Linked DNA regions of Mus musculus: region 1 is linked to region 2. The links are chromatin loops, found by intact Hi-C in ENCODE. Cell type or tissue: left cerebral cortex. All regions are shown on one strand. Links, peaks and the distances in the headings refer to the core of each region. The heading gives the core; the rest is flanking DNA. Region 1 overlaps Gm4827 (predicted gene 4827). Region 2 overlaps Cd47 (CD47 antigen (Rh-related antigen, integrin-associated signal transducer)).

Region 1 (5,385 bases), core at 64-5,063, 130 kb after region 2:
ATGTAAGTGCTGGGAACTGAACCCAGGTCCTCTGCAATAGCAGCCAGTGCTCTTAACCACTGAGCTCCACAACCTGATCTTTGCCATCAAGATTCTATCACACAGGACAGGCAAGGAAAAGACTGTTCCCACCCCACACACCAGTCGGAAAGCTATCCTAAAAAGACTTTTCTCTGATGTTTCCAATAGAATTCACAGTATGAGATATTGTTATATTCTCTTCTGATGTCACTCATGATTGTAGGGAACCAATCACAAAGCTAGACTCAACATCTTCATCTGAGAAATCGCTTGGCTTAAAAGCCACCATGGTGTCTATATGACACTCCATCTGTGCTCCTTGACCTCCTTCTGAAAGTCCCCCTGCAGTAAGTCCACACTGTCTAGGAGACAGATTCTCTAAGAGTACCAACCCCCCCACCAAAGAGACTTTAAAAAATAATCAGAAGTAATACAAATAGGTGAAGTCCCCGAGAGAAAGAATGGAAGAAAGAGTGGGTAGACAGTCTGACCATGTGCACAGTCAGTTATGATTCGGAGTGAGTTTGCCCACTGGCAACCTTCTGACAGGTAATTTACATGGTCTGCATTAAGTAATAAAGCAGCCGCAGGCAAAGAAACCCTCACTAACAGAAATGTGCTGCCGCCACTGCCATTGTGGGGTAAAGAATGCGAGGTCCAAAGGAATCCCCAGGAAAACGTGGATGGGGACCAGGAGGAGAGCCAGGTTAACCAGCTCCATCTTCACCCTGGAGATACTGAAATGATTATGAGACAAAGAGAGAGTTGGCACCCTGAGTTCCATGATAAATAAAACAATATGCAACCTGTCGGGTGGCAGGTGAAATACCAGCAGAGAGTGTGGCGTTTCCAGCCTTCTCCATAAGCTCAGCATGGACTCATCAACCCAGAGGCAAAGTAGCCAGGATAAGGGCCAGTGAGAAGGTTCAATGGGTAAAAGCACTTGCTGCCAACCCTGAGGGTCTCATTCAACCCCCAGGATCCACAGTGTGGAAGAACAACTAACCTGAGCGAGTTGTTCTCTGACCCCAAACATACACAAAGCCACCACCCCAACCCCCAAACACTTTGGCATATGTGCTTTTCAAAGCCAGTACTAAATAACCCAGAGTGAAGCTTGCTGTCATTTCCCTTCCAGAGATGCACCAATTTCTCTCCCGCCATGTTTGTACGCTTGTGCAGTTGCTTTGGTGATCTTGAGTGACACAGAGCAGAAATGTAAGCGAACCAAATCAAATAGGAAGTCTCCTCGGTCAAACCTAACTCAGAACCATTATCACACAGGTAGAGATAGCAGCGTGGCCAGCCAGCCTGTCACTCAGAAGGAGTTTCTGTCACTCAGCCAGACTCAGTCCCTAGAGAAGATTTTGAAAGGTGCTGTCTGGCTCCAGTGAAAACCCAATTTAAAGTACTTACCAGATGACCAGGCTTCAGCCCCTTGACTTCTCCCAGATGCAAAGAACCTGATGACTCTAAGACTTGATTCTGACATGACTATCAACTATGTTCATTATTCCCAGCAGGACACACAGAAGGGAAATGTATGCGTGTCCTCCTTCAGACATAATGAAACATTCCATGAACTGAAAACCTTGGAACCCAATTATAAAAACCAAATTGCTATTTTACTCACAAAGATAAAATAGCTGTGGTCTCATCAACTTTGCCCTTTGTAATTTACCTTATCTCGTGGATTCCTCAAAATGAGGAACACATTTGTCCTATTTGGGGATTTGTTGGTCACAGGTAACAGAAACTCAATTTAGTCCAAGAAAACAGGGCAGAATGGGGTGAGGGGTTACTGTAAGGTTATAACATGGGCTCCCTGGGATTATGCCCAGGAGAGACAAAACTGATATAGCAATAGTATCTCTCACTCTCTGTTTTTAATCTCCCCTCCCTTGGGTCTTAAGCCCACCCTAGTCTGAGCATTCTCCATATCATATGACTAGATAACAGAAGTGCTCAGTTATTAAGGACTAAAGTGAGGGACAGATTGCTTGATATGAAGTACAAGCAAGGTGTCAACCCCAAACAGTATGGGATGTCCAAGTCTGGGGTTCTGCAGTCCACTTGTCACATGGGGAGATTGAGATGCAGTTAGAAGAATTTAGCAAGAGGCTGCATGGCTTCAGAGAGCTCAGCATTCCATACAGTCACATTCAGCTTTGCATCGCAAAGCTCACTTGCAGTTGGATCACTGGCAGAGTATTTAATCTTTGTGCTTCAATTTCCTCCCCATCAGAACAGGCTCTCATGTCAAAGGTTTGTTTTTAGGATTAAATCGAATGAGTTCCTTTATTTGAGTCATCTAATTCAGTGCCTGGGAGATAGCAGCACACACAAAGCTAATAGCCTCTATCTGACCTTAGAAACCATGCCTTCACCTGCATCTCAGTTTCATCGCTGAGTTACGCAGAGTCTTCTGGGGTTCAGCCCTGTGTCAGTAAGCAGCCACTCCCAGACTGCCAGCTCCGAGGGGACTCTTGTCTCATTTCTTTTGCATCCTACCCTGGGCTGGCCAAACACATTGGTAGTCTCTTCAGGTTCCTGCGGAATTAAACCGGCTGAATGAGTTCACATGTCACTTCTCGTCCCAGCAAATCCCCTAGGATCATGCACCATTTCTTGTTTCATTGTATCTTTCCCTGGCTGGTTCTCTGGGGGAACAAACCTATTTTGCTTTCCTTGGTCTCCATTCTCTCTCTCTCTCTCTCTCTCTCTCTCTCTCTCTCTCTCTCTCTCTCTCTCTCTCTCTCTCTCTCATGCAGCTCCACCTGGAGGCGAGTGGCTTGAGCTTGTCAAAGCAATCAAATCCATCCTAGCAGAAAAAGATGACCCAGTCTAGAAGAGCCCTTTAATTCCAGATGACTCCAATTGAAGGGACCGAAGCAGAACTCTTGAGTCTCCGATATCTTGAGTGTGTCATCATGAAATCTCTTTGATACGGGTGGGAGATGGTATGGAGATCTGAACATCATTACATCAAACAGGAAAACTACTTAGTTCATCGTCTCACAATCCTTCCAAAGTTAGGACGAAGTCTGCATGTCAAACCAAGGCATTCAGAATTCTCTTAGACACATTGCCAACTCTGAAGACAGATCCAGCACCTCATGCATGAATGACAGGAAAGGATGCAGAAGGGAATTCGTATCTGACAAATGCTATCAGCTGTCTGCATTGAGCAGGGCACTTTACATTATGGAATCTCATTTCCCCAGCAACTTTGCAAGGCTGCTAATATTATTCCAGTTTTATAGATGAAAATTACCAAAGTTAATTGACTCTGGATATGCAATTAGAAAGGTGATGTACTGGAAACCAACAGAGGAGCCGCTATAGATACCAGATGAGTGTTACTTTACCAAACTACTGTTTTCCAAATTTTACAAAATGCAGTCTAACTACCCATTGACTGAAAGAAAAGACTGGCCACCAAAGCATCTAGCTGAGAAAGAAGAAAGGTAAGTCTTGGTTACAAGCCAGGCAACTGGGTTAACCATCACTGATATAGAAACTTTTGTACTCTTTGAAGACGCTGAAGGATCATTCTAGCATGCTTAAATTAATTGATACTGGGCTCTACCTGTTGAGTGACCATTGACAAATTATTCAAACTTGATAATTTCCTCACCTACTAAAAAGATGGATACCATATGCTGTTACCTCCCAATATGATAAAGATGAAATAAAATGGCTTTTGTGAAGTGTCCCTTGCTTAGGATTGTGCCTGGCTCCTCATACTATGCAAGCTATCATCAATAGTTGATATTTTTAAAGAAATGGGAACGTTTTTAATCACTGGAATTGCTGTATGATGGCCAGTAGGCAGCCTCTCTCAAAAAAGAGATGCGATTCATTTAGAAATAGCAGTGCATGTGCATGCAGACAATAATGCAATAATATCTTTAAATACAGCTTGTTCGCCTAAGAATATAAGAACAGACTGCTTCCCATTGGCTCTGAGCACCTCTCTTGCTTGTTTATGTTGTTAAATTGCTTAGCAACCTCTCCTCCAGGCTTGAGCAGAGACATAAAATTTCAGTCAAGAACAGAAAGGTATAGAACACCACAAAATCTTATAGAAATCAATCATATTGAAGATTAAACACAAAAATACTTTTTGCATACAGTATCTTCTCATGATTTCCCTTTTATTTGAATTCAATTCCTTTTCCTACCTCTCTCGAGAGATCGGAGCTGTCCGCAGTAACAGGGTGTGCTGATGGGAGTGGAAGGGACTTTGCAGGAAGGTGTCACTCATCAGTGATCTTATATTTTCTTCTCCTTCCCTTTTCCCCGCTGGACCAGTTTAGTAATCATGAGCAGGAAGACTTGACAGTGATAAACTCCATATAGGAAAGGGTAAAACATTCACTTTTATGTTTTCAAGGAACAAGGGCCCAGCTCTTGCTTCCGTTAGTCTGTAATTCATAAGCCTACAATTCTCCTGGTCCTGGAACTCCATCAGCTATAAATATTCCTCTGCCCAGGGTCATAATCTTCTATGTCTGATAGTTTCCCTACCTTCTACATTCTACCCTATATACCTCATCCGTAACAGTCTCCACACTAGGTCTTATCGTTGGCGATGCATTTTAAATCCTGTTTTCAAACAAGGTGGAGGCAGGCAAATGTTTAATAGTTGACTGGGAACTCAGCCTTCTTTTTCTACAGGAATCTTCGAAGGCAGGGCCCCTAGACTGCCGCAGCAAGGACTCCAGAATTTCTGCCTGCCTCCTGCATAGGACAAGTTCTTTCCATACTGCGTTGTTCTCTCTTTCTGTCCCTGACTCTTCCTTTTCTCCTCTTGAAAAGTGTGACATGGATCAGACCCACCTCATGGATGATCTCAGGCTTACTAGTTTTGAGCCTTGAATATCTCACTATGTCAAAGCTATATTTGCCTGTTTGCCCAAGGAAGTACATGTGCTATGGAAATGCCAAAATCTGCTTCAACTGTAAAAAATGTCTGATCCTTACAATACAGCTGAAAGGGACATTCTGTCCTGCTTAGAGTGTAGGTGGACGTAGGCTGCTAACATATACTTTACAGAAAAGGAGAAGAAAAAGGGGGGGGGGGAGGTAAATTGCAAACATCACGAGAGACACAAAAGACCTGAACTCAAATCAGAAGGTCAGAAGCATCAACTAGCTGCTTTCCAGAGAGCGCTTGCTTATTTAGAGACCAAAGATTAGATTCAGGCCAAGAAGAAGGACAGACCAGAAAAAAAGATTTGCTCAAGGCAGGGAAGTGGCATAATGAACTAGCAAATGAAAAAGTGCAGATCCTCTGCCTCCCCTCCCCCTCCCCCTCCACGTTCAGAGTGGAGGAAAGCTTGACTAGGCTGATCTGAAAAG
Region 2 (5,385 bases), core at 111-5,110:
TTGCTCTCTATGGCTCCCTGAACTGGTTTTACAAGGAAGTTTTCTTTTCTTTTTTCTTGTCTTTTTTTAAAACCAGTCTAATGTTGTTCTTTTCCCTCTTGTCATTTAGTTCCTGCCCTCTATTATTGCATCTTCATTAGCTAATCTGTGCAGAAGCAGTAAAGGTTGCAACTCAAAACACCAGGGAGGAATACACAGAGGGAGGAGCCCTGGTTTGGTTTGAAACTACCAATCTGGGGTAGCTCTAAGCTCGAGGGAGGGAGGGAGGGAGGGGGCGTTGAAGGGCTCATGCTTTGTTGTAGCGTGCTAGCTGCCTAGAGCTTTGAGGACTGGGAATATGAGAGAAAGGAAGAAAAGGCTGCTCAGTTCGGAACAAGGAGAGTGTGTTGAGAGAGGGGAAGTCACTCGTTGCCCTATTCTGGCCATCCCAGCTGGGAAGGAGAAAGAGATGGTACCCTGGTAACAGTGAGTAGTTGACAGCCTCTCTTCAACATGAGGTATGACAGGTATCTGACATGAGAGAGGCATGTGCACATGAGTGAGTCTATTTTTTTTTATTTGCTGTAGGCATCTCTTTGCTTTTCTCCTGTCAATGCATTTAATCAAGAGTCCTCTGTAGTTTTCAAGTAGACCATCAAAGCTACAACTCCTGCACTGGAGTCTCTAGTACCTTCTGGCTTTAGTCCTGAACATGTATGTTATCTTAAAATTAAGTATTATATTGCTTTATGTATCTTATTGGTTGCATTTATGCTTTTATTTATACCAGCTTCCAACCAGAGGACTATCCAACCTCCTAGGGTAAGTCCAAGTTTATGAAATTAATTAAAAGCAGTTGTTTGGTGGATTAAAATGAGGGGTTGGAACATTGGACTGTTTGGTTCTATGCTTAATGTGACATCAAATTAAGGCAATGCTGAAGTCATTTCAGGGCCTGTGTATGAATAGGTCTGTTTGTGTCATAAGATTTACCTTGAGGCATTTAAGTACTGATGAGACAGAAGTGTCCCTGTAAGTTTGTACTCCCTATGTAGATGCAGAATCTATGAGGGGGAATATAATTATCTCTTCCATCAGCAGGAAGCTGATTCCACTGTGTCTCCCCATCTGTTGGATTTGTGTGATGTGAGTTTATAGAGTGACAGTTTTGAGCACGACATTAAGGAAGAAAAGTTTGTGTTAAATTGACTTCCTTAAAAAGTATAGTCTGTAAGGTATATGTTGTTGAAGAGATCCATTCCAAATAATGACCTACGATTTTATCAGCATTTTTCCTTCCTAAAGGTTTTATTGTATTTGAATACCTCCATAAGGTCTTTGGGAAAATTCTAAGAAAAAGATCAAATTCAGGAGGAAATGTATGAGAAAAAAAATTACTGTATAAACTCACCATGGTGACAGACCTGAGAGTTCTTACATGGAATTAAGATCTGAAGTGGGAGTATATTGGACTCAGCTTCCTGTCCACAGTGACTGGCAGATAACTCTGGCAGCCTCTAAGGACACGCCCAAAGGGCGGGCTTGGGAGAATGTGTTAATTCACCTCTGCCTCTTATTCTGAGGAGACTGGTGACACAGCTGTGTTAGCCACAAGCAGCTAACAGTTCTCCTAGAGCCGCTTAGAGATAACCTAAGCAATGGACCGTTAAATCCTACCAATTTTCTTGCTGTTACTGAGTTCAATTTGCATGATGTGAAAATGATTCTGCTTTGCTACCATCTCTTATTTAACTGTGTTTTCTATCTGTTACTGCAATTTGCATGTTTGTACATTAATACTTTTATAAGAATTTCTTGAACTGAGAATGGTGGGTGGAGTAGGGAATTATTCACAGAAAAAAATACTAAGAGAATAAGGCAGCTATTATTAAACTATTAACTAGCCTTGGGAAGCTTTGTTTCATTAGCTTTTGCTGTCTCATTTTGCTTTTAGACCATAGGATTCTCCACTTATAATACAAGTTCAATGATAGTGTAAGTTTTAGCATAAAACACATAAAGTAATGTACATTTTCTATAAATATATTTTAAATATTTTCCAGAAAGCTGTAGAGGAACCCCTTAACGGTATGTGATCATTATAAGTCTGGGTCTATTAGCAGATCGTAATTTGAACTGATCCTCAAAGACGTTAGAATGCCCACCAATCCCTTGGGAAGAATCCAGTTTGGGAGTTTTGTTTGTTTGCTTGCTTTTTTTGTTCATATGTTTTCTGGCCTTGATCTCTCAATACTTTCTTGATTCTTCATCAGAAATTGGCAGTGTTGCTTTTGTAATGTTCTCACTGTCCCGTGCTATACTGAGTGACATTTGGGCAAGGGGACCATTGAGCCTTTTTTTTTTTTTTTTTTTACTGGACAAGATGAAGTGTCACACCCTCAGTAAAGAATCATCCCTGTGGCTTCTGATTTCTAGAAAAATCCAGGCTGCCACTATGGAGTGATACCAAAATGTGTCACTTACTTTCTATGTAAATCTAGATCTGTATTCCCCAGAAAGTCTGTTTGCTTTTGTGGGTGCTGTGGGTGTGAGCTTTGCAATGAATGATAGCCTCAAATGAGTCTAGCTGTCTAGTTAAGGGATACTTGGCATTGTGTTGTTGGCATATCTGTTTATGTTGAGATTATTTCTAACTGTGAAATCTTACTAACTTGCCTTCTGACTAATTGCCTGCTTGTTACTAATCCTCAGCATTTAAAGAGTCAAAAGGAATGATGAATGACGGTAAGTATTAAGTTTGCATGTGATTGTGCCCTGGTTGATGCATGGACAGATGAGTTTTAGAGCTCACCCATGGTTGTGCACTGGTTGACACACATGGATGTTTACAAAGGAAGCAGAGAGCTTTCTTGAAATTACAACTTTTTTTAAAGAAAATGACAGGGACATTGTCAATCATGAATGTCCCAGTTTCTTGGTGTTTCCATCTTAGATCTAGCTTGGTGTTGTGTTCTTTTTTTTTTTTTTTTTTTTTTTTTTTTACCTGTGACAGTGTCATTTTTTCTGTAGGTAGATAAAGAACATAGCTCGTAGGGTCTCATGGATGGGAACCTCCTGGTTCCTCAGCGGCTATGTTTGGTGCACATATTTCAGGCCATGCACCTGTTGACTGAGTGTTTAAAACTCCTTGCATAAGGAGTGTAGATATCCTGGCATATGTTTGTCTCACCTTGATGGAGTTGTATACTTGTGGAGAGATTTTGTTGCATTTCACACTGGGGGTGATATATCTACTTTTCCATGCAGAAACTTAGTCCCAACCATGTGGGAAAGGATTAGAGAGAAAAAGACTTCTCTACACACCCCAGCTTTCCCCTCTTTTCTGAACTCCAGATCAACAGCAAACACATGTTTCCTGAATATGACCTATGCATGTGCTTGTTAATACTTCCCAAAGAAGTCCGTAATAGTCTATGATTCTCCAGCCCCATTGGCATTTAGTAATTCCATTTGTAATTACATTCTATTTTCAAAAAACGTCTTCATGCCGTCAGTACTTGCAACCCATCCTTTTCTCACGGAGGCTTTGCTTTATATTTTACTGCTGTAAAGCCTGTGACCTGCCTGTTCACCTCCCTAACAAAGAGTTGCAGGTAACCGAGGAGGCCTTCTTCCCTAGAGCACAATTAACTTCTGCATAAGATTAAAAACACTTCGATCATGTGTTGGCTGAGCTAAATTTAACGCAGGCTCTGGCTTGACGGGAAGTCCAGAATGGTCCCATGGTTACAGGCTTTTGTCGTAGCTTTGAAATGTGTGTTTTGCTACACAAGCTGCTGCTACCTAAAAATATTGTTGTAGTGGGAACAAGTGTACACCGTGCCAGGGTTCCTGGCGTGGCTTTACCGTGTTTACCCTCTGTGTTTTGTTTCTCAGCTATTGTGGTCTTTCTTCTACCTACCACAGTGTCAGGTTTCTGTGAGTGGATTATAAATAAATAAGTAAACTTTTCTCCATTTGCAGAAAACCAGTGGGAAAACTTTCACTGCCTCTTTGTTAATTATCTTTAAAATGTGACTTTTTTTTTAAGTCACTGTTTCAAGAGATGTCATAAAGAACTGTTTGTTACTTTGGTTTTTTTAGTTCTTTGTGTAGCACATGAGGTGGTCTGTGAGGACCTTGAAAAGGCCCTGAATTTTGTCCATGTTTAGCTGATCACAGTTTGTTTTTTGTTTGTTTGTTTGTTTTGTTTTGTTTTGTTTTTTGTTTTTGTTTTTTGTTTTTTGAGACAGGGTTTCTCTGTGTAACTCTGGCTGTCCTGGAACTCACTCTGTAGACCAGGCTGGCCTCGAACTCAGAAATCCGCCTGCCTCTGCCTCCCGAGTGCTGGGATTAAAGGCGTGCGCCACCACGCCGGGCGACACAGTTTGGTTTTTAAATGCTTGTTACGGGCTGTGTCTTCTGATGTCCACCCTGGACTCACGGCGTACAGATCACCCTGAACAAAGTTCAGGGCACCTTCCCAAGAACTTCCTCTTTACCTATGCCGGATCACAAGTCTGTTTCACTTATATTAACCGAATGCTGTAAACCTAAAGTGAACATGGTAGAATATTATTCTTGGATCAATAACTTCTGCTTTGAAAAATCAACATCTCATGCCTTGTATTGAGCTTACCCAGCAAACCAAGGTTATCAGTCTGTGTTGATTTTATTTTCCCATGCCATTGGCATTTTACTTACCAAACTGAAAAGGCTAATGATTTGCCTGATTTCTGTCTGTGACCTTTACAGATACATTTTCATTATTTTTGATAGAATATCTCAAACAGTTTCAAGCTTTAGCAACAAGTCATGTCTCAATGCATAGGAAGTGGACGTGAGTAGTGACGAAATGTTGATGTTTCTGTTTTCCAGAATAGGTGAAGGGAAGTGACGGACTGTAACTTGGAAGTCAGAAATGGAAGAATACAGTTGTCTAAGCACCAGGTCTTCACGACTCACAGCTGGAAGGAACAGACAACAGTAACTGACTTCCATCCAGGAAAACATGTCACATAAATGATTACTAAGTTTATATTCAAAGCAGCTGTACTTTACATAATAAAAAAAATATGATGTGCTGTGTAACCAATTGGAATCCCATTTTTCTATTGTTTCTACTCAACTAGGGGCAAACGTTTCAGGGGCAACTTCCAAGAATGATGCTTGTTAGATCCTAGAGTCTCTGAACACTGAGTTTAAATTGATTCCGAGTGAGACTCGCCAAGCACTAACCTGAGGGTTAGTTACCCAGAGATACCTATGAAAAACAGTGGTATCCAGCAAGCCTTAGTAAACTCAGGTTGCCAGCAGCTTTGCCACTTCCGCTGCTAGCTGAATAACAAGACTGCCACTTCTGGGTCATAGTGATAGAGACTGAAGTAGAAAAACGAATGTGGTTGG

Evidence for each region. A loop is a pair of places that touch in the nucleus more often than their neighbours do. Peaks named below come from ENCODE experiments on the same cell type or tissue, not always from the same donor. Only the 100,000 strongest peaks of a DNase experiment are listed, where the experiment ranks them.
Region 1: a loop joins it to region 2, with 2.5 times the contacts of the local background. A loop is called at or near these places in 2 of 42 quality-filtered maps.

Annotation. Positions count from the first base shown.
Region 1 is chr16:50,033,855-50,039,239 of GRCm38, forward strand. All of the region lies in intron 2 of Gm4827 (predicted gene 4827), which reads right to left. Among named protein-coding and RNA genes, the nearest start is that of Gm32101, 13 kb to the right of the region's middle. In left cerebral cortex, for the core only: a CTCF peak has its summit at 2,837 (motif pointing left); a DNase peak (open chromatin) is centred at 5,023; H3K27ac peaks cover 315 bases.
Region 2 is chr16:49,906,012-49,911,396 of GRCm38, forward strand. Cd47 (CD47 antigen (Rh-related antigen, integrin-associated signal transducer)) reads left to right here. Exons shown (of 9, transcript NM_001368415.1): 8 at 770-801; 9 at 4,858-5,385. The coding sequence ends at 4,866. Among named protein-coding and RNA genes, the nearest start is that of Gm19723, 47 kb to the right of the region's middle. In left cerebral cortex, for the core only: no CTCF peak of the experiment used is centred there; DNase peaks (open chromatin) are centred at 2,545 and 3,735.